Linked DNA regions of Homo sapiens: all the other regions are linked to region 1. The links are chromatin loops, found by intact Hi-C in ENCODE. Cell type or tissue: heart left ventricle. All regions are shown on one strand.

Region 1 (4,000 bases):
GCTAGAGACTTACAAGGGTCTTTTAACACTGCAGGCTCTTTATGCCAAATACTGCAGCCCATTTCCTATGGAGGTTGGCTGGCTGGCTGGCTGGCTTTGATGTTGGTGGATGAGATGAGGCCCAACATTCCATAAAAACAGGGAAAAAGTGTGACCAAGATGACCAAGAGGAGAGACCCAAGGATCTGATCACTCCCGACCCCGCCTCGGGCTGCCCTTCCCCAGACCAGGCACCCAGGGCCCCTGCCTTGTGTGGAGTCACTGATTCTCCCCGAATGGCCCTAGAGCACTCCCTCAAACAGGTGCTGTCACTTGGAATGACAGAAATCAGTGCAGGACACCTGTGGAAATTCTCCCCTGAAGTTGCAGCCTGACCACAGATGCCCTCCATATGAGCACTTGGCATAGAACCCACTGGTTCCCTTTAAAGCAGGTGCACGTGAACTTGGGTACTCACCCTGTGGCTGCCTCTGCCATGCTCATTTCCAAAGTGGTCCCCGGGGCTGGTCCCAGGAAGTATTGTTCCCGGCCCTGGTTTGCTGGTTTTTCTGGCTTGTGGCTGGCCATGCCACACACAGCTGCACCTGCTCTGCGGCTTTGCTTCCCAGTGAGGCGGAGGCAGGTACTAGGTCTCACTGCTGAAGATCAGAGTTCAGTGCTAGGGCAGCCAGAGAGGGAGGGGAGCTGTGGCCAAGCAGAGAGGCAGGGAGGCACAGCAGCTGCTCTTCCCACAGCTGTTTCCTCCTCTGTCCTTTCATCCACTGAAAGCCTGAACAAAAGACCTCAACACACAAGAAATGTGAGGGAAGGAGATGTTACCCAAAAGGTTCAGAAATCAAAGTGGGAGGCCGGGCGCAGTGGCTCATGCCTGTAATCCCAGCACTTTGGGAGGCCAAGGCGAGTGGATCACCTGAAGTCAGGAGTTCGAGACCAGCCTGGCCAACATGGTGAAACCCCGTCTCTACTAAAAATACAAAAATTAGCTGGGCATGATGGCAGGCACCTGTAATCCCAGCTACTCGGGAGGCTGAGGCAGGAGAATCACTTGAATCCAGGATGTAAAGGTTGCAGTGTGCTGAGATCACGCCACTGCACTCCAGCCTGGGCGACAAAGCTAGACTCTGTCTCAACGACGACAACAAAAAAGAAATCAAAATGGGCCAAGGAAGAAGTCTCGCTTTGACCAGGTCCCATGGCCTCTGCTGTGCCTCGTCCCAGCATCTGCGGTGACACAGGAGAGAGTGTTGACAAGGATGTGCTGTCCGGGAATCTCCCTTTATCCAGTGACAGCTCCATTCATCTCACCGAGCTTTGCCCAGAGCTCTGGGCTGGCTTCACTCTGGCTCTGAGTCCCTGTGAGCCACAGGGTACAGTCCACTTGCAACAGTAAACCTGCGCCAGCCAGCTGGGGCTGGAGAGAAGGAAGGGCTGGGATGGCAGCCAGCCCAGCCAGGCAGCGTGCAGAGCCAGCAGCTAGGGGAGGCCACGGAGGCCCAGGGTCTTGGGGCAGCCCCACTGCGCCCCCTGGCGGCTGAAGGAAGCTCCTGGGCGCGTCTGGACCTGGACCACCAGCTGACCTTCTGCACAGTTAAAGAGTAGCTGTGACCTGGCTTTCATATGCAGAAATAAATAAATAAATAAATAAATAAATAGAGTAGCCAGGAGGAGTAGCCAGGATGAGGGCCCTGACCAGGGCTCCTTACATATTGTGTCTCACCGCACCCCTAGCAGGCGGATGCAGGGGCGCCCTGCTCTCATGGCAGGGAAAGCTGAGCTGCACCTGCAGAAGGTTGGGGGAAGGATTAACCCCCTCCAACCCCCCCCGGTACAGAAGAGCTCCTCTCCAGCCCCGTGGCCCTCAGCCCTCAGGCATTGTATGTTCTGGCCAGGAGTCCTGGTTGTACACTGGCCGACCTAGAGCTTCAATTTTCCCAGTCCTAGCCTAGCCTGGTGTAAGCTCAGTGAAGGCAGCAGTTTTAACAGTGCTAACTGCACAGCGGCGCTCTTTCTTAATAATAACAAGAAGGACAGCTGGGGGTGGGTGTGTACTGGGAGTGGCCACGACCTCTGAGCACACTGTCTGAAAACACCACATTTTCAACAGTGTTTTTGGTTGTTTCGCTTTTTTTTGAGACAGAGTCTCACTCTGTCACCCAGGCTGGAGTGCAATGGAGTGCAATGGTGCGATCTCTGCTCGCTGCAACCGCTGCTTCCCGGGTTCAGGTGATTCTCGTGCCTCAGACTCCTAAGTAGCTGGGGATTACAGGTGTGCGCCACCACACCCAGCTAATTTTTGTATTTTTAGTAGAGACGGGGTTTCACCATGTTGGCCAGGCTGGTTTCAAACTTCTGACCTCAGGTGACCCGCCCACCTCAGCCTCCCAAAGTGCTGGGATTACAGGCGTGAGCCACTGTGCCCGTCCTTCAGCAGTTTTTAAGGTGATCTGTTGGCAGTTAAGACTTAGACTTTTTTTTTTAAAGACGCTTTAAAAAAAAAAAAGACACCTTTTCAACAAACGGTACTGGGACAACTGGATATCCACATGCAACCTTATATAAAAATGAACTCAAATGGCTCATAGACCTAAATGAAAGACCTAAAACTATTAGACTCTTAGAAGGAATTAACAGGTGCAAATCTTTTGGAGCTTGGATTAGGCAATGGTTTCTTAAATACAATACCAAAAGCACAGCAGCAACAACAAAATAGACAAAGTGGACCTCATCAGAAGTAAACACTCTTGTGCATCAAAGGACACTATTGGCTGGGCATGGTGGCTCACGCCTGTAATCCTAGCACCTTGGGAGGCCAAGGCAGGAGGATGGCTTGCGCTCAAGCTGGGCTCAAGACCAGCCTGGGCAACATAGTGAGACCTCATCTCTACAAAAAAATTTTGAAAAATTAGCTGGATGTGGTGGCGTGCATCTCTAGTCCCAGCTACTTGGGGGGCTGAGTGAGGGGATCACTTGAGCCCAGGAGTTTGAGGTTGCAGTGAGCTATGACTGTTCCACTGTACTCCAGCCTGGGTGACAAAGCAAGAACCTGGCTCAAAAAAATAAATAAATAAAAGTAAATAAAAAGTTATATAAGGCACTATCAAGAAAGTGAAAAGACAACCTACAGAATGGGAGAAAATGTTTGTAAATCATGTAACTATCAGTTCTATCAGAATTCTACAACTCAACAAAAAAACACAAGCAACTCAATTCAAAAATGGGCAAAGGGCTGGGTGCGGTGGCTCATGCCTATAACCCCAGTAGTTTGGGAGGCCAAGGTGGGCAGATCACCTGAGGTCAGGAGTTCTTGACCAGCCTAGACAACATAGTGAAAGCCCATCTCTACTAAAAATACAAAAAATTAGCTGGGCGTGGTGGTGGGTGCCTGTAATCCCAGCTACTCGGGAGGCTGAGGCAGGAGAATTGCTTGAGCCCAGGAGGTGGAGGTTGCAGTGAGCCGAGATCGTGCCACTGCGCTCCAGCCTGGGTGACAGAGTAAGAATCTGTCTCAAAAAAAAAAAAAAAAAAAAAGCGAAGGAGGATTGCTTGAACCTAGGAATTTGAGACCAGCCTGGGCAACATTGTGAGACCCTCGACTCCACAAAAAAAAAAAAAAAAAAAAAAAAAATTAGCTGAGTGTAGTGGTACATGCCTGTAGTCCCAGCTACTTGGGAGGCTGAGGTGGGAGATCAAGGCTGCAGTGAGCTACAAGTGCGCCACCGCACTCCAGCCTGGGCAACAGAGTGAGACCCTGTCTCAAAAAAAAAAAAAAAGTACTTGAATAGTCATATCTCCAAGATTACAAGTTGATGGCCAGACACAGTGGCTCGCACTTTGGGAGACTGAGATTGGAGGATTGCTTGAGCTCAGGAGTTTGAGACCAGCCTGGGCAACATGGCAAAACCCCGTCTCTACCAAAAAATACAAAAAAATTAGTTGGGCATGGTGGCGCTCACCTGGAGTCTCAGTTACTTGAGGGGCTGAGGCGGGAGGATTGCTTGAG
Region 2 (4,000 bases), 120 kb before region 1:
AAGGCAATACATGATACTCGTTCCTGTCTCACTAGTGCACATTAGTTTTAACATTACTGAAAGATGTGGGAAACTCAGTATTTTCTAAAACTCCTGATTTATTTCCAAAGGAAAAATAGTTGTAACTACGTCAAAATAACTATTTTGGCCGGATGCGGTGGCTCACGCCTGTAATCCCAGCACTTTGGGAGGCCAAGGTGGGCGGATCTCTTGAGGTCAGGAGTTTGAGACCAACCTGACCAACATGGTAAAGCCCCGTTTCTACTTAAAATACAAAAATTATCCGGGCATGGTGGTGGGCGCCTGTAGTCCCAGCTACTCAGGAGGCTGAGGCAGGAGAATTGCTTGAACCCGGGAGGCAGAGGTTGCAGTAAGCCGACATCGTGCCACTGCACTCCAGCCTGAGCAACAGAGTGAAATTTTGTCTCAAAAAACAAAAATTGCAATTAATAGTTTAAAATATTAAATCTAAATTTATAGGAGATTCATTAGTTTGCCCTTGGTAATCCCCACTTTCTGCCTTGTAAAGCCTAAGACCCTAAGAAGCTCTACAAACTAGAGCTTCTTAGGCTTCAAAACAGTTCTTTCCAAACCATATTTGATGAATTATATGTAAGATGAGTCAATAACATAAGGATTAGATTTCCCTGAAAATGCATAGAAGGTTAAAAATTAGAAGAAAAAGTGATAGGCATAATAGGCTCTGGGTTTTGCTTAATGCAAACGTTCTGAAAGGTTCAACATTAACACAGACATTCACAAATGAGGCATCTAATTTTAACTTTGTTTTAAAAAGTTGTTTAAAAAAAAAGTCAAAATAAGTCAAACTCTTCCCATTTGTTTGAATAGAGGGTACATTTACTTCCTACCCAACAAGATTTGAAAACAAAAGACATATTAGCTATAAAGATATATTCCTTTCACTTAATGCTCCACAAATGTCTGAAAAGCAAACTCAACTCAATTTAGTTGAGTCAATAAGGGAATTCCAGTTTTCCTTTTTTCTTTTCTTTTTTTTTTTTTTTTTTTTTTTTTGAGACGGAGTCTTGCTCTATCGCCCAGGCTGGAGTGCAGCAGCGTAATTTCGGCTCACTGCAAGCTCCACCTCCCGAGTTCAAGCAGTTCTGCCTCAGCCTCCTGAGTAGCTGGGATTACAAGCACACGCCACCACGCTCGGTTAATTTTTATATTTTTAGTAGAGATGGGGTTTCATCACCATGTTGGTCAGGCTGGTCTCGAACTCCTGACCTCGTGATCCACCCGCCTCGGCCTCCCAAAGTGCTGGGGTTACAGGCGTGAGCCAACGCGCCCGGCCAGGCAATTCCAGTTTTTCTAAGACAGTATTGTAAACCAAGCAGAGATATTCCCTAGGGCCATATAATTCTGATACATTAGCTAATCTTTGTAAGCCAAATCAGAGCACTTCTTTCCAAAACTCACATTTCTACCAAACCGGGACACCGTGTGGTGGGGAAAGAGTTCAGAACACCTGGTATATTTTTCCAAAGCAAAATTTAACTTTCCATTGCCAGGAGAAGCATGAACATGTTGACTTATACTGCCCTCTAGAGTCTCCTTCTAATATTTTTTAGCCTGAAATAATTAATTCTAATCATAAGACTCTTCTAATTACTCAAGCTTTCAGTATTCTAATATTGTAAACTGACGTTTATTTATTTATTTATTGAGAAGAAGTCTCCCTCTATTGCCTAGGCTGGAGTGCAGTGGCACGACCTCAGCTCACTGCAACCTCCACCTCCTGAGTTCAAGCAATTCCCCTACCTCAGCCTCCAGAGTAGCTGGGATCACAGCCATGCACCACCACACCCAGCTCATTTTTGTACTCTTAGTAGAGACGGGTTTTCACCATGTTGGCCAGGCTGGTCTCAAACTCCTGACCTCAGGTGATCCACCCGCCTTTGGCTCCCAAAGTGCTGGGATTACAGCATGAGCCACTGGGCCCAGCCAACTGACCTTTTTTCAGTGGATTAGTAGTCTTTTTTTTGGAGGGCGCGGGGTGGGGGGAAAGGAGTCTCGCTCTGTAGCCCAGGCTGGAGTGCAGTGGCGCGATCTCGGCTCACTACAACCTCCGCCTCCAGGGTTCAAGCGATTCTCCTGCCTCAGCCTCGTGAGTAGCTGGGATTACAGGCATGCGCCACCATGCGCAGCTAATTTTGTATTTTTCATAGAGACAGAATTTCTCCATGTTGGTCAGGCTGGTCTTGAACTGCCGACCTCAGGTGATCCGCCCGCCTCAGCCTCTTAAAGGGCTGGGATTACAGATGTGAGCCACCGCATCTGGCTAGTAGTCATTATTAAAACATACAATATTTCAATTACCCACTGTTTTTTATTTTTTTGTTGTTTGTTTGTTTTGGACAGCGTCTCGCTCTGTCGCCAGGCTGTTGTGCAGTGGCACAATCTCAGCTTACTGCAACCTCTGCCTCCCGGGTTCAAGCGATTCTCCTGCCTCCGCCTCCCAAGTAACTGGGACTACAGGCACGCGCCACCACGTCCAGCTGATTTTTGTATTTTTGGTAGAGACGGTGTTTCACCATGTTGGCCAGGATGGTCTTGATCTCTTAACCTCGTGATCCGCCAGCCTCGGCCTCTCAAAGTGCTGGGATTACAGGTGTGAGCCACTGAGCCCGGCCAATTACCCACTATTCTTAAAGGTCAGCAGTACTTCCCCAAAGGACAGGAATGCACCCCAAACAGAATCTTCTAATTTGCTTATTTAAAAAAAGTTTTAAATAGCTCAAACTGCAAAGACTTCTAAAACAAAGACCACTTGTAGCATATATTAATTAATCCATGTAGCCCAGAGTTTTGTCTAGCAAAACCCAAGTTCACACATTTGACCACATGCACACGAACCTCAGCCAACGCAGCCAACGCTCCCCAGAGGCTACTTCTGCAGCTAAGCATCTGTCCTTTCAGCTCCTGGCAGTTCCTGCCTTTTCTCTTGCCAGGCAACCAGAGCTCTAAAGGGATCTTAATGCACTAATGAGAAGCCATGACAACCAAGACCTGCGGTAGCTGCAAAGCACAAACACCAGTATCCACTTTTACTGAGCACGCATGCAATAAGCAATGTGCTAAGGAATCCAAGTAAATTAAAATCATTCCTCTAACCTAATAACTCCATAGGCACCTATAACACACCATAACTTGAAACTTTCTATCATTCTTTATATTTAAGAACTTATTAAAAGGCAGGCTTTACCATGCACCACTGGTAGTATAGCTTGCCTCAGCTGTTATAGTAACTATAGAAGTAGGGTTATTTTCTTGTTTGTTTCAATCTAGAGTCATAAGAGACCATCAAAAAAAAAAAAACCCTATTGAAACCATGTTTAGAGCGAAAAAGTCTATATTCTTTTTAGGGGATTAGTAGTCACCATTAAAAGGTATGATATTTCAATTACCCACAGTTATTTGAGATCAGCAGTATTTCCTCAAAGGACAGCACCTAAAACGGAATTTTCTCTAGGCACCTGTGGTATACCATAACACCAAAAAGCATCCCTCAAAAAAGAAACTAAAACTAAGATGCTATGCTCCATACCCAGATATCTGTTATTACTTCTGAAAACAATCTAAGTAATCTTGGGGATCCCATCCAGTAGATAAAAACGATGGCATCCTTTGGGGCATAAAGTGAAGGTAAGATTTCCACAGGCTCTGAAACAGCAGCTAGCAACTAGGGCCAAGAGACTGCACCTGTTTTTGAAAATAAACTTTTATAGCCAGGCGCAGTGGCTCATGCCTGTAATCCCAGCACTTTGGGAGGCCGAGGCAGGTGATCATCCGAGGTCGGGAGTTCAAGACCAGCCTGACCAACATGGAGAAACCCTGTCTCTACTAAAAATACAAAATTAGCTGGGCATGGTGGCGCAAGCCTGTAATCCTAGCTACTCAGGAGGCTGAGGCAGAGAATCGTTTGAACCCGGGAGGTGGAAGCTGCGGTGAGCTGAGATCGTGCCACACCATTGCACTC
Region 3 (4,000 bases), 290 kb before region 1:
GTTTGATGCCAGCGCCAGCACTGCCACTTAGACAATGCATGGCCCCAGCAACGTCCTTAGCATCTCTCAACCTCAGTTTCCTCATCTGGAACTAGAGAGGGACAGACCCACCTCACGTGACTAACTGGTAGCCAATGTGAATCATCAAGCATAAGGCCTACCAACACTCCAAAATCCATTTTTCAAAAAGTTATCTTCATTTAATGAAATGTCTTTAGAAAGAACTTTGCCCAAAGCTAAGAAACACACAAATCAAACCACAAGGACATATTTACCATTTTCATTATGTCGATCCTGAACCAAATGCTGATACACAGAATCTGGAACCTCAGATTGACGGTAGTACCATTTGACGTTCATGAGGAGATGGTCCCTCTTACTCTGAAAAGGAAAATCTAACAGCATTAGGAACAGGATTTCAGGTGGCCACAAGTGCATATCATACCCATGACCAAAAGCCCCTGTAAACGGGTGGACACGTAGATAGGGAGAGACACAATTACCATCAGGACCACAACAATACATAAGTCAGTTATGAGGTCAAGTTTTGTTTTTTAAAAACACCCATCAATAGATCCCTCTCACCTTACCCCTCTAAACTGCTTATTTCAGGAAACAAAAGGAGACCAGTCTTGAATCTGTTTATCTCCCCAGTTTAACTAATCCATTCAAAATTACATTTTTATTTAACATTAACTATACAATACTACATTAATATATCCTTCTATTTTAATCTTTAATCATTTTGGTAAATATTTAGAGTCAGTGTTAGCTGACTGTCAAGGCTCATTAAGGGCAATAAGGCTAGAAAGAACTTACCCCACAAGGCCTGGCACAAAATAATCTCTTCTCCAAGGTTTGCCTATTACCCAGACTAAATCAGATTCTCCTTCCACTGTTTAGCCACAGTTATTGTTAAGTGCCAAATGAATATAGCGAAGAATGGGTGGTGATGAAGGTACTATGAGTCCAGAGACCTCATCTCATTTATTTCCGAATCTCCAGATAATAGAACATCTTGTATAAAATTATTTGTGAATAATGAAGAATTTTATGATTATCACATAAATGATCCTGTAAATGTTTGTAGGACACTGCACTATGTTATCCCTAAAAGTTAATTTTGTTCCCAGTTTGTTCAGAGAATAAAGGATCAAATATTGCCCTTCCATTAGCAAGTTATGGGGCTGCAGCTTGCAAAAGATCATCTCTGTGGCTGGTCAAGAAATAGCTCAACAGGGAGTGCACTGAGGTTCCCTGCGGCCTCCTAAAATACTTTTCCAACCCATGTGCGGCCTTAACAGGCTTCTCCAAGGTGAATGCAGTATCATGCCTTTCAGCAGCCTCTACGTTCTCATCACAGGCCCGTTGGTCAGTAATGAATGAGAGCTAAAATTCAAGAAATGCCTCATGTTTATAAAGGGGATGCCTAAATCCTAAAATATGATAAAAGAGCCCTCATTAATGAAGGAAGATGCTTCCTGCTTTAACGAGCAAGTCACAAATATAGCCAACACTAAAACACCAGGAAGGTTCCAAAAAACCTTTGCTAAAAAACACTTAAAAGCCATTTAAAGAATCAGAAAGATGACAATTGCCACAAGTTTCAACAGAACTCAAATGTGAAGATGTGTTATTTCTTTTTTTTTTCCTTTTCTTTTTTTTTTTTTTGAGAAGGAGCCTCACTGTGTCGCCCAGGCTGGAGTGCAGTGGCGTGATCTCGGCTCACTGCAACCTCCACCTCCTAGGTTCAAACGATTCTCCTGCCTCAGCCTCCCAAGTAGCTGGGATTATAGGTGTGTGCCACCATGCCCAGCTATTTTTTGTATTTTTAGTAGAGACATGTTTTGACAATGTTGGCCAGACTGGTCAGGAACTCCTGACCTCAGGTGATCCATCCACCCACCTCGGCCTCCCAATCTGCTGGGATTTCAAGCATGAGCCACCACGCCGGCCGAAAATGTGCTGTTTTAAAGTAAATACAAAAATTAGCCGGGTATGGTGGGGCATGCCTATAATCCCAGCTACTCAGGAGGCTGAGGCAGGAGAATTGCTTGAACCTGGGAGGCGGAAGTTGAGGTGAGCCAAGATCGTGCCATTGCACTCCAGCCTGGGCAACAAGAGCAAAACTCCAGCTCAAAAAAAAAAAAAAAAAAAAAAAACAGAACAAAACAAAACAAAAAACCAAAGTAAATAACATAAATACCAAGATTCTTTTTTTGCATTTAACTGTGCCAAATACACATGCCTACAAAAATACGGCATCATCACTGGTTTAATTACACTTTATACATAGAATAATCCTACATGATGAGTACTCTTTAATATTTATGCATTTTATGCCTTTATATTAAAATTTCTGATGGCAAAAAAAACTTTCTACACTGTTTATGCTTCAGATGGGAAAAAGAGGACATACCAGTATGTTAAATAAATAGAATAAATGTTACATGTAGCAGTTTAGAGAAATAATTACTTTCAGCAGGGGATTATGGATGTGCTAACATCTGACTTGAGAAAAAATGGGAGAGATTTCAATGAATTTTTTCATTGAAATAAAGATAGACAAACTACTGAACATATCCAGACCCCACAGTCCATCTGCATGCATCAACGAAGCCATTCTGGGGAAATATGGAGAAGAACCTGAGTCCTGACTCTGTCTGGCCTTTAGTGAGCTTACAGGACAACTGGAGTTTTCTAACTCTATTGCTGACCAAATACACAGGCAGCAAGGGACAAATCGCCAGGACATGGGAGAGCAGCTAGAAAGTGTAGGAGATCAGGATATACCACCTCAAAATATGCTCTCTGGCACAAGGATTATTTAGCCAAGAACTTAAGAGGGGTAGAGGAAAAATTATATTTTGTCTCCAAGAAAACTTAGTTTCTTCCCTCGGCAGGATAATAAAAAGCAGGACCAGGATAAGATTACTCATTATAGAAAAAATATATATAAACCAGGGGAAGAAGCAGCACCTGTTTGGCAGTGCTTGGGGATGCATTCAGTTAAAATACGCTGTCTATAATAAGGACTTGCTCAACCTCAGCACTACTGACATTTGGGCCAGAGGATTCTTTGTTGTGGGGATCTGCCTGTGCACTGTTAGATGCTTATGACATCCCCGGCTTCTAACCACTAATTGCCAGTAGCACCCATCGTCCAGTTCTGACAACCAAAACTGTCTCTAAACATTGCTAAATCTCCCCTGTGGGGACAAAATTGTCCCTAGTTGAGAAATCACTGGTCTAGTAATTCATTTTGTTTTGTTTTTTAAGGAAAACAAAATCAGAATGGCAAAAATAAAACCTGGTTCGAGCACTACAGGGTAGGGAAGATGGCCTACTGGAAAGAAGATGGGAAGGCCTGTGGCCCCCTCCAATCTCAATTCCATGACTTCCCATGTATGTGACTTGGGGCACATTACCGAGATTCTCCCAATCTCCCCTTTTCTGTAAAAAGGAGATACTGAAATCTACCTAAAATAATTACTGAAAGAATAGAAAAGACAGAAAGCATCTAGAACTGAGTAGGTGCTCAATGAATATTGTTTCCTCTATTGGTAGGTGATTGTAACCAATAGTTCACAGAAAAATCTGAAGAACTGTGCCGAGAAGTGTGGGAGTTACTTCTTCACCAGAACTTGGTTTCCTACAAGGGATGATAGTGATCTCTAGTCACTGAGCTACTAATACATGCTTCAGTGCTCACAGAAATGTATTACTTCACTGAGCATACAGGAGTCCAGATCTACTAGCACTCCTAACAACAATCTTTTAAAATCTACCATCTATGTATTTCTGCAACACATTTAAGACATCTGAAAACCTGAAGGGCAACAGAAATACCTTTTAGATACAGTAACTCAAATTTGTACAATGTCTATCTTTCAGAACCAAGCCAGGGATACTGGTGATCTTCTGAAGTACAATATCTATGTTATCTTATGGTGTAGGAATACCTACTGATTACACACACAAATAAATTAACTGCTTTGGT
Region 4 (4,000 bases), 44 kb before region 1:
CTCTGTCTCAAAAATAAAAATAAAAAAAAAGAAGTCACTGTTCATTATCGACCATCACAGAATAAATATTCCAAGGCTACATATAATCCCAAGTTACTAAAGTTTTGAAGGGGAAGGTTGGTCTGGTTTTCTGTTTTTTTGAGACAGAGTCTCACTCTGTTGCCCAGACTGAAGTGCAATGCAGCCTTGACCTCCCAAGCTAAATCAATTCTCCCCCCTCAGCATCGCGAGTAGCTGAGACTACAGGTGCACACCACCATGCCTGGTTTTTTGTTTTTTTTTTTTAGAGACTGGGTTTTGCCATGTTGTCCAGGCTGGTCTCAAACTCTTGGGCTCAAGTGATCTGCCTGCCTCAGCCCCACAAAGTGCTGGGATTACAGGCATGTGCCACTGTGCCCAGCCAACTAAAGTTTCTGTAGCGTCAAAAGTGTTTAAGGATTCCACAAAGACTAAATTCTCACTAAGCTATGCAAACAAAGGTGCTAAACCATTCCAACCAAAATATGAAAGAAACATGTAGATGTTTTATAAAGCTAGATTTCCTAAGAAATATTAATATTAATGAAAACTTTTCTCAATATATTAATAGAAACAAGATGTCTGCACATTTTTCCAGTTTATAGATGTTAAAAATTAAGTCTCAACAAGGTCTTTAATCATATGTGTATAATCCTAAGTGTATAACAACTTAGGAAATTTCAGTAATTATTCCTACAATAATGAATCACATAAAATATATATATGTACACATGGCAGATTATGCTACCAAGATCAGAATGTTCAAATCAGAAGGCAGTTCATCTTGTTAGAAAATTTACCCAGCAATAAAAATCTGAAGCCATCGTTAGATCAAGACAAATTTCAGTGAAAATTCTATACTGGATACTGAACTGGAGGTGGGGGGTTATTCTTACAAATAATACTGAAGGATTACAATAATACTGTCAAATTATCAAATGTGTTAATACTACATTAGCCATTCTACTGGTATTTATGGCACAAACTGCCAGATGTAGTGCAATACTGATTCTTCCCTTCCTCCAGAGTAAGAGAACCCCTGATTTTTGACTAGGCACATAGTAATTTCCAGCACAGAATATACTTTCTAGCTTCTCTTGCAGTTATGTGTGACCTTGTGATTCCGTTATAATCGAAGGGACACAGCAGAAGCGATATGTACAATTTCTGGAAAGTATCTTCACAAGAAGGGAGTGTGCCCAGCTTTTGCCTTTTCCTCCTTCCTGCTGGTGAGAATGCAGAACTGATGTGAGAAAGTGGAGAAGCCACCTCTGACAAAAAGGAAAGAGTTACATGTTGAAGGCTGGGTCCCCTAATGAGCATGAAGGTAGCATACTGGTTCAGGACTGTCTATGAGATACATGAAAGAAAGGAAACTTCTATCTTGTTTAAGCCATTGTTATTTTTGGTTTCTACCACTCACTGCTGAATCTAATCCTATCTAACACACGGCAAAATTATAGAGAAAGAGTACTATATTTATTAAACTTTACTTTTTCAAATGATTTTTTTTGTTTTGTTTTGTTTTTGGTTTTTTTTTTTTTTTTTTTTGAGACAGAGTCTTGCTCTGTCACCCAGGCTGGAGTGCAGTGGCGTGATTTCGGCTCACCGCAACCTCGGCCTCCCAGGTTCAAGCGATTGTCCCGGATCCCGAGTAGCTAGGATTACAGATGCCCGCCACCATACCCAGCTATTAAATAATTTTGAATACATAGTTTAAACTTACTAGGATTAAAATAAACTCATTTTGGGGGGCCAGGCGCAACAGCTCACATCTCTAATCCCAGCACTTTAGGAATCCGAGGTGGGCGGATTGTCTGAGGTCAAGAGTTCCAGAACAACCTAGCCAATATGGTGAAACCCCATCTCTACTAAAAATACAAAAATTAAGCCAGGTGCAGTGGCTCTCGCCTATAATCCCAGCACTTTGGGAGGCTGAGGCAGGTGGATCACTTGAGGTGAGGAGTTCCAGACCAGCCTGGTCAACATGGTGAAACCTCACCTCTACTAAAAATACAAAAATTAGCCAGGCATGGTGGCAGGCGCCTGTAGTCCCAGCTACTTGAGAGGCTGAGGCAGGAGAATCACTTGAATCCCGGAGGCGGAGGTTGCAGTGAGCAGAGATTGCACCACTGCGCTCTACCCTGGGCGATAAGAGTGAGAATCCGTCTCAAAAAAAAAAAAAAAACAAAAACAAAAATTAGTCAGGCATGGTGGTGTGTGCCTGTAGTCCCAGCTACTCAGAAGGCTGAGGCAGGAGAATTGCTCGAATCTGGGAGGCAAAAGTTGCAGTGAGCCAAGATCGCGCGGTTGCACTCCAGCTTGGGCAACAGGAGCGAGACTCCATCACAAAACAAAACAACCTTCTTTTTTTTTTTTTTTTTTTTTTTTGAGACGGAATTTCACACTTGTTTTCCAGGCTGGAGTGCAATGGCGCGATTTCAGCTCACTGCAACCTCTGCCTCCCGGGTTCAAGAGATTCTCCTGTCTCAGCCTCCCAAGTAGCTGAGATTACAGGCATTCGCCACCATGCCCAGCTAATTTTTGTACTTTTAGTAGAAATGGGGTTTCACCATGTTGGCCAGGCTGGTCTCAAACTTCTGACCTCAGGCAATCCGCCCGTGTTGGCCTCCCAAAGTGCTGGGATTACAGGCATGAGCCACTGCACCCGGCCAACAAACTTATTTTTGATTATTCAAATAACTAAGCTCTAAAATGTTTTTTCTACACTATATTTGAGGTATAAAATTGTTATTATCAATAATTTTTTGGCCAGGCACGGTGGCTCACACCTATAATCCCCCAGCACTTTGGGAGGCAGAGGTGGGCAGATCACCGGAGGTCAGGAGTTCAAGACCTGCCTGGACAACATGGCAAAACCCATCTCTACTAAAAATACAAAATTTAGCCAGGTGTGGTGGTGATCGCCTGTAACCCCAGCTCCTTGGGAGGCTGAGACAGCAGAATTGCTTCAGCCCAGGAGGCGGAGGTTGCAGTGAGCTGAGATCGTCCAGCTTGGTGACAGAGGGAGACTCCATCTCAAAAAATAATAATAATAATAATAACTTCCTAAGTATGCCTTGGGGTCAAGCGATTAAGCCAAATCTCCCTTATCTCTACCTCAATAATACCATACGTTAATATTATTCATTCATTTAACAAATGAATGCCTACTGTACTCTTCGCAAGCAAGGTGCACTGAAGTGACCAAAGCAGATGATGGGCCTCTTCCTCCGGGAGTTTGCAAGCCAGTATCAATGCAGCCGAGGCAGTAGAAGCCTCTGCTTCCCTCTTCTCTAGCCTCCAAGTTCATCACTCCCCTGCTGTCATCATATTCTTGCTTCAGGCTACAATATGAGAGTACAATGTGACTAGACTTCAGCTTTGCTCTGCTAATATAATCACACATAATCATATTCCTCAAAGATGACACTCCTGTTACCAAAATTAGCATCAGCATCTTACCAAAATGCCATAGCAGTTATCACTGATGGTGGGTCAGTTTTCCACATGGCAAATCTTATTTATCACAAGATATCTTTCCCTAACTGTACCTTATGGGGTTCTCTTATCCTTACATTTTGTTGTTGTTGAGACAGGGTCTCACTCTGTCTCCCAGGCTGGAAAGCAATGGCACAATATTGGCTCACTGCAGCCTTGACCTCCTAGGCTCAAACAATCCTCCCGCCTCAGCCTTCTGAGTAGCTTGGGCTACAGGCACGTGCTACCACGCCTGGCTAATTTTTAATTTTTTTTGCAGAGACGGGGGTCTTGTTACGTTGCCCAGGCTGGTCTCAAACTCCTGGTCTCAAGGGAGCCTCCTGCCTCGACCTCCCAAAGCACTAGGATTACAGTTGTGAGCCACCACATCCAGCTTTATCCTTAAATTTGAAAAATACTTTGCAGTTCCGCCGCCCCCCACCCAGTCCCAGGGACTATACTGAAAAATGTCAGAATGTAGGGCTGCTTAGGCAGATAGCCA
Region 5 (4,000 bases), 110 kb before region 1:
ATACTGTAACTGTGGATAAGCACATGACATTTACGTTTCTGTCAAACCCCACAGAATGTACAACACAAAGAGTGAATCTTAAACTGTAGACTTCAGTTAATAATATATTAATACTGCTTCATCAGTTGTAACAGATAAGCCACACTCATGCAAGATGTTAATAATAGGGGGAACTCTGTGTGTGTGTCTGTATATGTGTGTGTGTGGGAACTACTTATACTATCTGCCCAATTTTCAATTTTTCTTTTTTTTTTTTTTTTTTTTTTTTTTTGGTTTAGATGGAGTCTTGCTCTGTCACCCAGGCTGGAGTGCAGTGGCGCTATCTCAGCTCACTGCAAGCTCCGCCTCCCGGGTTCACGCCATTCTCCTGCCTCAGCCTCCCGAGTAGCTGGGACTACAGGCGCCCGCCACTACGCCCGGCTAATTTTTTGTATTTTTAGTAGAGACGGGGTTTCACCGTGTTAGCCAGGATGGTCTCAATCTCCTGACCTCGTGATCCGCCCACCTCTGCCTCCCAAAGTGCTGGGATTACAGGCGTGAGCCACCACGCCCAGCCCGATTTTTCTATAAATCTAAAAGTGTTCTAAAGTATAAAGTTTATTTAAAAAAAAAGAGAGAGAGAGAGAGTGAGTGTTGGGAGTCACTCCTCGATCCTAATTCAGTAAGTCTTGGGACAGGCCCAATAATTTACATTTTAACCAAATTCACAAGTGCTGCTGCTGGTTCAAGAGCCACATCTTGAAACCACTGGGCTACGGCTCCTTTTAGTTCTAAATTTTATTATTCTATTCACTAACATTTTCATGAGAACTGTGGTAACCAGCCCACAAAATGGCCCCCAGTGAGCTCTGCCTCCTGGTATTCAAACTCTTGACAATAATGTCTTCCAAGGCTACGTCATAAAAGACATTGCAGCTTTCACCTTGCTCTTATATGAATCCTTTCTTCTGGAAAGCCAGGTGCAGTATCATGAAGAAACTCAGGCAGCCCTATGAAGAGGTTCCATGTGCAAGGAACTGAAGCTTCTGCCAACAGCCAGCAAGAACTCTGCCAACCTTGTGAATGCACTATGTTGCAATTGGATCCTCCAGGCCCTATCAAGCCTTCAGTTGACTGCAACCTGAGAAGGGACCTCAAGCCACTCCTAAATTCCTGACCCACAAAAGGTGTGTGGGATAACAAATGCTGAATGTTGTTTTAAGCAGCAGTTTGGAGGTATTTTGTTACATATATCATATAGGAGCTTAATCTAAAATATGTATGTGGCTGGGCACGGTGGCTCACGCCTATAATCCCAGCACTGAGGCAGGCTGGATCACCTGAGGTCAGGAGTTCCAAACCAGCCTGGCCAACAGGGTGAAACCCCATCTCTACTAAAAGACACAAAAATTAGCCATGCATGGTGGTGGGTGCCTGTAATCCCAGCTACTCTACTCGGGAGGCTGATGCAGGAGAATTGCTTGAACCCAGAGGTGGAGGTTGCAGTCAGCCGAAATCGTGCCACTGCACTCCAGTCTAGGCAAAAAGGTGAGACTCCGTCTCAAAAATTAAAATAAAATAAAATAAAATGCATATAATATAACTGTTATTGTTGACCCTTCTTGCCTTTACTTTGATACAGCTGGAGAAGTCCTGAAAATGTGTCCAAATTCATTACAAGGTGAAGATCAATTTAAAGAACTCCTCCACATTTCTCAAAGTATTATATTAATAATGAATTATATCATTTCTTCAGGACATAAAGGATTTGGGGTGGGAGGAGAAGGGAAAGGAAGGAAGTGGAAACGAGATTTTCATCATCTTCCCTAAGCCATTGCTGGTCATCCTAGAGTAGAAATCTGAGAGTTTCACTTTATTGCTTAAAATCCTTTAATATTATAGTTTCCCAAAGCTTATGGAAGTGAATCCAGACACTGCTCATTGTCTGCACTACATCTACCAAGCAGGCTCATGAGGCAGCACAAGGGGTGCACACAAACATGGGCTGACTTTGCAAGACCTTGGATAAGTTACTTAATCTCCCTGCCTCGGTCTGCTCAACAGTAAAATGAAGGTAATTATACTACCAATATAGTTACTATAGGGAATTAATACATTAAAACATAAAAAACACTTAAAAGAGGACGTTGCCTAAGTGCTCAATAAATGTCAGCTATCATCATCATCTGCCATTGCATCTCTCATAACCCAGACTATTTCAAGCCATTATGAACTACTGGAATTTTCAAACTCACCAACACTGTTTTATGCTTTTGCACCTTAGAAAAGGGACTTTCTCTGTCTGGAATGGCCTTCCTTCACTTCTCTCTCAATTATCCTTCTCAACTTCCTTATATAGCCTTCTCTGATTTCCCTTTTACTTACCGCATCCCTCATAGACACACCTACAGAGAATATTTAAATTATTTATTATTTGCCTCTCCCACAAAATTGTATGCTTGATAATAATACTTGATACTTATTGTGTCAAGTACTGTGTGCCAGCCACTGTTTTATATTAAGCACTTTACTTAGACTATCTAACTTAAACTTCTTAATAACTCATAATTATCCTAGTTTTATTGACAGTAAAATCTATAACATATATAAATAAAGAATAAGAATTCAAACCTTAGCTGTTTGGCTGCAATTTGTTACAATCTAAAATCTAAGGACTAGGAGGTGGAGATTTCTGACATGCTGAAAATATCAAGGAAGCAATTAAACCTTCCAGCAGTTAGCATAAGTGCACACAGTTTAAAAATTTATAATATATATGCATGGTACTGTAGGTGGGCTACCCCACACCCCCAGTCATATCAGCTTCTTGCTTATACTTTCTGGAGATATTTCATGCATATACAGCATGCACACACATATATGTACATCTCTTTGTTACACAAATAGTAGTATACTTCATATAGCCTTCTGAGCCCATTTTTACTTCCTGTATCTTTGAGATTGTTCCGTGTCAGTCCATACAAAGTGCCTCATTCTTTTTCACTGCTGCAGAGAATTCCACCATATTCCATAATAATATGGTTTGGACTTGTGTCCCCACCCAAATCTCATGTCAAATTGTAATCCCCAGTGTTGGAGGTGGGGCCCGGTGGGAGGTGATTGGATCACGGGGCGGTTTCTCATGAATGGTTTAGCACCATCCCCTCGGTGCGAAGTTCCCATGAGATCTGGTCGTTTAAATTGTATAGCACCTTCCGCCTCTCTTCCTCCTACTCCAGCCATGTGAAGATGCCTGCTCCAGCTCTGCCTTCCACCGTGAGTAAAAGCTCCCTGAGGCCTCCCCAGCCTTGCTTCCTGTACAGCCTGCAGTACTGTGAGCTAACTAAACCTCTTTCCTTTATAAATTGCCCAGTCTTCAGTATTTATAGCAATGCAAGAACAGACTATTATATTTACCATATTCAACCACTCTCCTATATTGTTTGTAGCCTTTTGTTGTAATATAAAATCCTAAAGCAAAATCCTTATACACAAAGAAATGGATAGAGGATGATTCTACAGTAAATATGGTAAATGTATACGCTATAGCAAATATAGTAAAATGCAACTGTAGAATCTAAACGGTGAGTGCAGGGGTGCTCTCACTATCATAATTCCTGCAATTGTTCTGCATTTAAACCATCAGTTTGTTTGTTTGTTTGTTTGTTTGTTTGTTTTTTGGAGACAGAGTCTTGCTCTGTTGCCCAGGCTGGAGTGCAGTGGCACAATCTTGGCTCACTGCAAGGTCCGCCTCCTGGGTTCATGCCATTCTCCTGCCTCAGCCTCTTGAGTAGCTGGGACTACAGGCGCCCGCCACCACGCCTGGCTAATTTTTTGTATTTTTTAGTAGAGACGGGGTTTCACCGTCTTAACCAGGATGGTCTCAATCTCCTGACCTCGTGATCCACCCACCTCGGCCTCCCAAAGTGCTTGGATTACAGGTGTGAGCCACCGCGCCCGGCCTATACTTGTTCTTAAAGTGAGCATCATGTTTTTCTTTCAACTTCTCAATAAATTGCTA
Region 6 (4,000 bases), 94 kb before region 1:
AATAAACAATATAAACACACTTCCCCATTCCCATTCACCAATGACTCTTCCATTTGAGTGATCTATACCTTTTTCAGTCATAGGTAAAATTAATTTTTTATATTCCACGCATTTTTGCAATCGTTTCTTTTCTCAAGCATTTTAAGTTAACGTTATTTTACAGTATTCAAAATCAGAAATTCAGATTTTTAAGGTAGGTTTTTAATCACTTACCTATTTTGACATTTCAGTGTGAGTCTTGTCTTTCATTGAAATTAAAAGAAGTTTGCCTTCTATTTGACGGATTTTAAAAGATTTTAAAATGTCAACTCATCAAAGTCAAGACACTCCAAATTTAAATTCAATTCTCTTCTATTTAAAAATGCTAATGAAAATGGCTGTTTCAATGCAGCAGCATCTGGCTCATTATAACACTCAGTTTTAACTAATAAATCCTTAATTATTAAATTCTGGTGTTCAATTTCTTTCAGATAAATAAGCCAAACACATACTGCTACAATTATAAATACCTGGGATAAATTACTTATACCATGAAAAAGCATACCTCTTGATTCTCTGGCTGCTAAATAAGACCCAAAGTATGTAAAGGACACACATTTGAAAGACCCAGCATTAAACATTTGGGCTCCACTGTATGTAGGTCCCACATTCATAGGCTGGCAAATCTTTAACTCTACTGGGTCCTCATGCATAATGCACAGGGCAATTTGTCTGTTTGTGCAAATGGGCCAGTTTTTTTCCATGCTTTTTCAGATGTGTCAAATGTGTCAAAACTGAACATAATCATATACCCCTAATTCTGGCTTTACAAAGCAGACCCTACCTTCACCCAGCTTGATGTTTTTATTAAGGAGTTACTGAATATATTTAATCAAGGTATTACTGCACATCATGATGTCTTGTAAAGGTTGAAATCCCTGAGAGAATATGTTTGGTTTTAAGCCCTAATATGTGTTAGGGAGTGTTTCATTTTTCTCTCCCACTCCCAATTCCTTTTTTTTTTTTTCTCCTTTTTTAATCAGCAGCATCGACAGTACTGACTGAATATTTTACAATGGAGTTGCAGAGTATGTGTGTTCAATCGTTTCAGCTTCCCAGAAGATTCATTACAGTTACATTAGAAAGTCAAATCAGGCAATTCTGCAGTCTGGTGAAAGCCAGCATATGAAAGAAGGTTAATACAAAAGAATTTCATTTTAGAGGACATTTAGGACTTTAAAAAGCAACATTATGATAAAATTTTCAAGATATTTGTTCTTGCCTTAGCACATGCTTTCCAGGTCTAATTTCAGAGCTGTCTCAATGCTTTTCTAGGAAAGAATGAGGGTGTATGGGAGGAAATTGTTTGATCTACAAGGTCTGCCATCTTAATGATCCTCATGCTAAGAACACTGCAGATGTATGTTTTGCCCTCACTCATGGGGAAAGAATCTATGGTTCTCCAATTATGCTGATGAAGTAGAAGTCAAGTAAAAGTGAAGGTGCGTTCATTTAAAACATAAAGATTTTCAGTGACTGTTAACATCTGTCTTTCTGATTATAAATAAAACTAACTGCTGAGATTTTCAGATCTTAATATGTATTTATATAACAAAAACCAGTAAGTTAATTGTTTTCCATGATTAGTAGCAGGTATAGAAAGATCTTCTTCAGATTGGTACATGTTTAACTGGCACTTGTGTATAATATAGTAATTCCCCTCTTTCTAGAATTCAAGCCTCAATAAACCCCTAACTAATCTTATGTATTTATTTCCACTGGTTTATAGGTAAGCAAAAATAAGAATAGACTATCTACTGAAAGGCAAGCCTTGTCATTCAGTACAGTCGATTTACAGAATACAAATTCCAATTCAATACAAAGGCTCACCTTTGCATGAGCAATTCCAAAGCTTAAATACCATGGCAAGAGGGAAACAGCAGCTAGCAGTGGTAACAGACATAAAAGGCGGCTGACTGTCTTCAGTGCTACCTTTGGCAGCAGTACAGATGGACTTTGTAGGCCACTGGCTATGCTTAATTTAATATGAAGCTAAATACAGTCAAAACATCTGGTGCACCACTGATGGTTATCATGATAAATTAAATCTGGCATCACACACAAATCCATTCAATATTCTGTTTATATCCCTTTTACCTAAACCACAAAACTAAAAATCCACATTTACTTTTGTTTTTCATTTCCTCTTAGCAGTCCTGTATTTTAGAAAAGGAACGTTTTGTAGATCTGTTGTTTATACAAGTTGGGGGGCCTTCTTTAAGAAAAAGACCACGAAAATTTGTATACAAAATGTCAAGAGGGCCACTCAAGTGAGGGTCTCTTTGGTTTAAGCTTCATGGACAATCCACCTCTGGGGAGGTTGAAAGGCAGTGTAAAAACTAAATAGTATGCCAAGTAGCACATGGAACTGGGACAAAGAATACAAAAATTTTTAAAGCAGACAATTTAACTGACAAGCTACAGAAGAGCAAACAAGACTTTCTAGGCAAGCAAATCGGCAAAAACAAACTGTATTGTCAGAATCTGTTTTTAACATATATTTCTAAAATGCAAAACCCCAAATTGGGCCAGGTGCAGTGGCTCACACCTATAAATCCAGCACTTTGGGAGGCCAAGGCAAGAGAATCACTTGAGCCCAGGAGTTTGAGACCAGCCCGGGCAATATAGTGAGACTCCGTCTCCACAAAAAATAAAAATTAAATTAAATTGAAATTTTAAAACCCCAAATCTACAGCATACTACCACAACAAAAGGGCTATTATAAAGGAAAAAAGTCAATTAAAGAACCAAATTATCAGTCAAGTGTGGTGGCTATAGCTGTAATCCCAGCACTTTGAGAGGCCAATGCAGAGGGATTGTTTGAGCCTAGAAGTTCAAGACCAGCTTGGGCAACATAGCGAGACCCCATCTCCACTAAACATTTTTAAAAATTTAAAAATAAAGTAAAAAATAATCAAATTGTCAATTTTATAATAACTATAGGTCAAGAAACAAGTATAATTCTTACAAGCAACTAATTCACAAAACAATTAGATCATGGCTAACCATTTGTTATTTTTAAAAAGTCAGAGCACCACTTATAACTAAAGTGACTACTGCCTGAACTGCAATATTCAAATTATTGCATTTTTATTACATTGCTTTGAAGGATATTCAGTGAAGATAATTATTAATTCTAGTGCTATATAATATTAGCATCACCCACACTCTTTTAAACAAAAAGGACCTAAAAGCCTCGACTCTGCATCTGAAGGGAGGAGAGCATGCCATATAATAAATTCAGTACAATCAAAATGAGAACCATATTTCTGTTTAACTTTATGCATCTTGGCTCAAGAGCCATAAAAAAAAAGTTATTAAAATTAATGCATCAAACTATAATTCTGTCCTTTTTATTACTGGTAATATTCTTTCTAAAATATTAGTCTGCTTTGCTGTACTACTATATCTTTTTGAAAGTTTTCTTTGAAGATCAGGATCACTTTAACTTTAGAATGAAAACATGCAATTATATTAATTTGGCACTGAATCTTGTTAGTTTCAGTGGGTTTGAAACTTTGAAAATGATTTATTCATTAGAAAGCCACATGTTGGCCAGACATGGTGGCTCACACCTGTAATCCCAGCACTTTGGGAGGCTGAGGTAGGTGGATCACCTGACGTCAGGAGTTTGACACCAGCCTGACCAACATGGTGAAACCCTGTCTCTACTAAATACAAAAAATTAGTCAGGCATGGTAGTGCATGCCTGTAATCCCAGCTACTTGGGAGGTGAGGCAGGAGAATCACTTGAACCCAGGAGGTGGAGGTGGCATTGAGCCGAGATTGTGCCATTGCACTCCAACCTGGGCAACAAGAGCAAAACTCCATCTCAAAAAAAAAAAAAAAAAAAAAGCAAACCAGTTACTGCTTCTGATGGCACTCATAAAGATGGAAGATAATGAAGCTACTTGTCATTCAACACAAAACACACAAAGAAAGTGTTAACAGCTGGCAAATG

The links. Peaks named below come from ENCODE experiments on the same cell type or tissue, not always from the same donor. Only the 100,000 strongest peaks of a DNase experiment are listed, where the experiment ranks them.
Region 2: a loop joins it to region 1, with 3 times the contacts of the local background. A loop is called at or near these places in 58 of 110 quality-filtered maps.
Region 3: a loop joins it to region 1, with 13 times the contacts of the local background. A loop is called at or near these places in 72 of 110 quality-filtered maps.
Region 4: it touches region 1 in a loop (2.3-fold over the local background); 26 of 110 quality-filtered maps call a loop at or near these places.
Region 5: it touches region 1 in a loop (2.0-fold over the local background); 48 of 110 quality-filtered maps call a loop at or near these places.
Region 6: it touches region 1 in a loop (2.2-fold over the local background); 6 of 110 quality-filtered maps call a loop at or near these places.

The regions. Positions count from the first base shown.
Region 1 is chr1:8,847,560-8,851,559 of GRCh38, forward strand. No RefSeq gene overlaps it. Among named protein-coding and RNA genes, the nearest start is that of MIR6728, 17 kb to the right of the region's middle. In heart left ventricle, CTCF peaks have their summits at 1,529 (motif pointing left) and 1,754; a DNase peak (open chromatin) is centred at 1,462; H3K27ac peaks cover 424 bases.
Region 2 is chr1:8,725,138-8,729,137 of GRCh38, forward strand. The region is part of intron 1 of RERE (arginine-glutamic acid dipeptide repeats); the gene reads right to left. Among named protein-coding and RNA genes, the nearest start is that of RERE, 91 kb to the right of the region's middle. In heart left ventricle, a CTCF peak has its summit at 1,586 (motif pointing left); no DNase peak of the experiment used is centred here.
Region 3 is chr1:8,557,143-8,561,142 of GRCh38, forward strand. RERE (arginine-glutamic acid dipeptide repeats) reads right to left here. Exons shown (of 23, transcript NM_001042681.2): 5 at 276-381. Among named protein-coding and RNA genes, the nearest start is that of SNORD128, 64 kb to the left of the region's middle. In heart left ventricle, no CTCF peak of the experiment used is centred here; no DNase peak of the experiment used is centred here.
Region 4 is chr1:8,803,460-8,807,459 of GRCh38, forward strand. All of the region lies in intron 1 of RERE (arginine-glutamic acid dipeptide repeats), which reads right to left. Among named protein-coding and RNA genes, the nearest start is that of RERE, 12 kb to the right of the region's middle. In heart left ventricle, no CTCF peak of the experiment used is centred here; no DNase peak of the experiment used is centred here.
Region 5 is chr1:8,732,565-8,736,564 of GRCh38, forward strand. The region is part of intron 1 of RERE (arginine-glutamic acid dipeptide repeats); the gene reads right to left. Among named protein-coding and RNA genes, the nearest start is that of RERE, 83 kb to the right of the region's middle. In heart left ventricle, no CTCF peak of the experiment used is centred here; no DNase peak of the experiment used is centred here.
Region 6 is chr1:8,753,218-8,757,217 of GRCh38, forward strand. The region is part of intron 1 of RERE (arginine-glutamic acid dipeptide repeats); the gene reads right to left. Among named protein-coding and RNA genes, the nearest start is that of RERE, 62 kb to the right of the region's middle. In heart left ventricle, no CTCF peak of the experiment used is centred here; no DNase peak of the experiment used is centred here.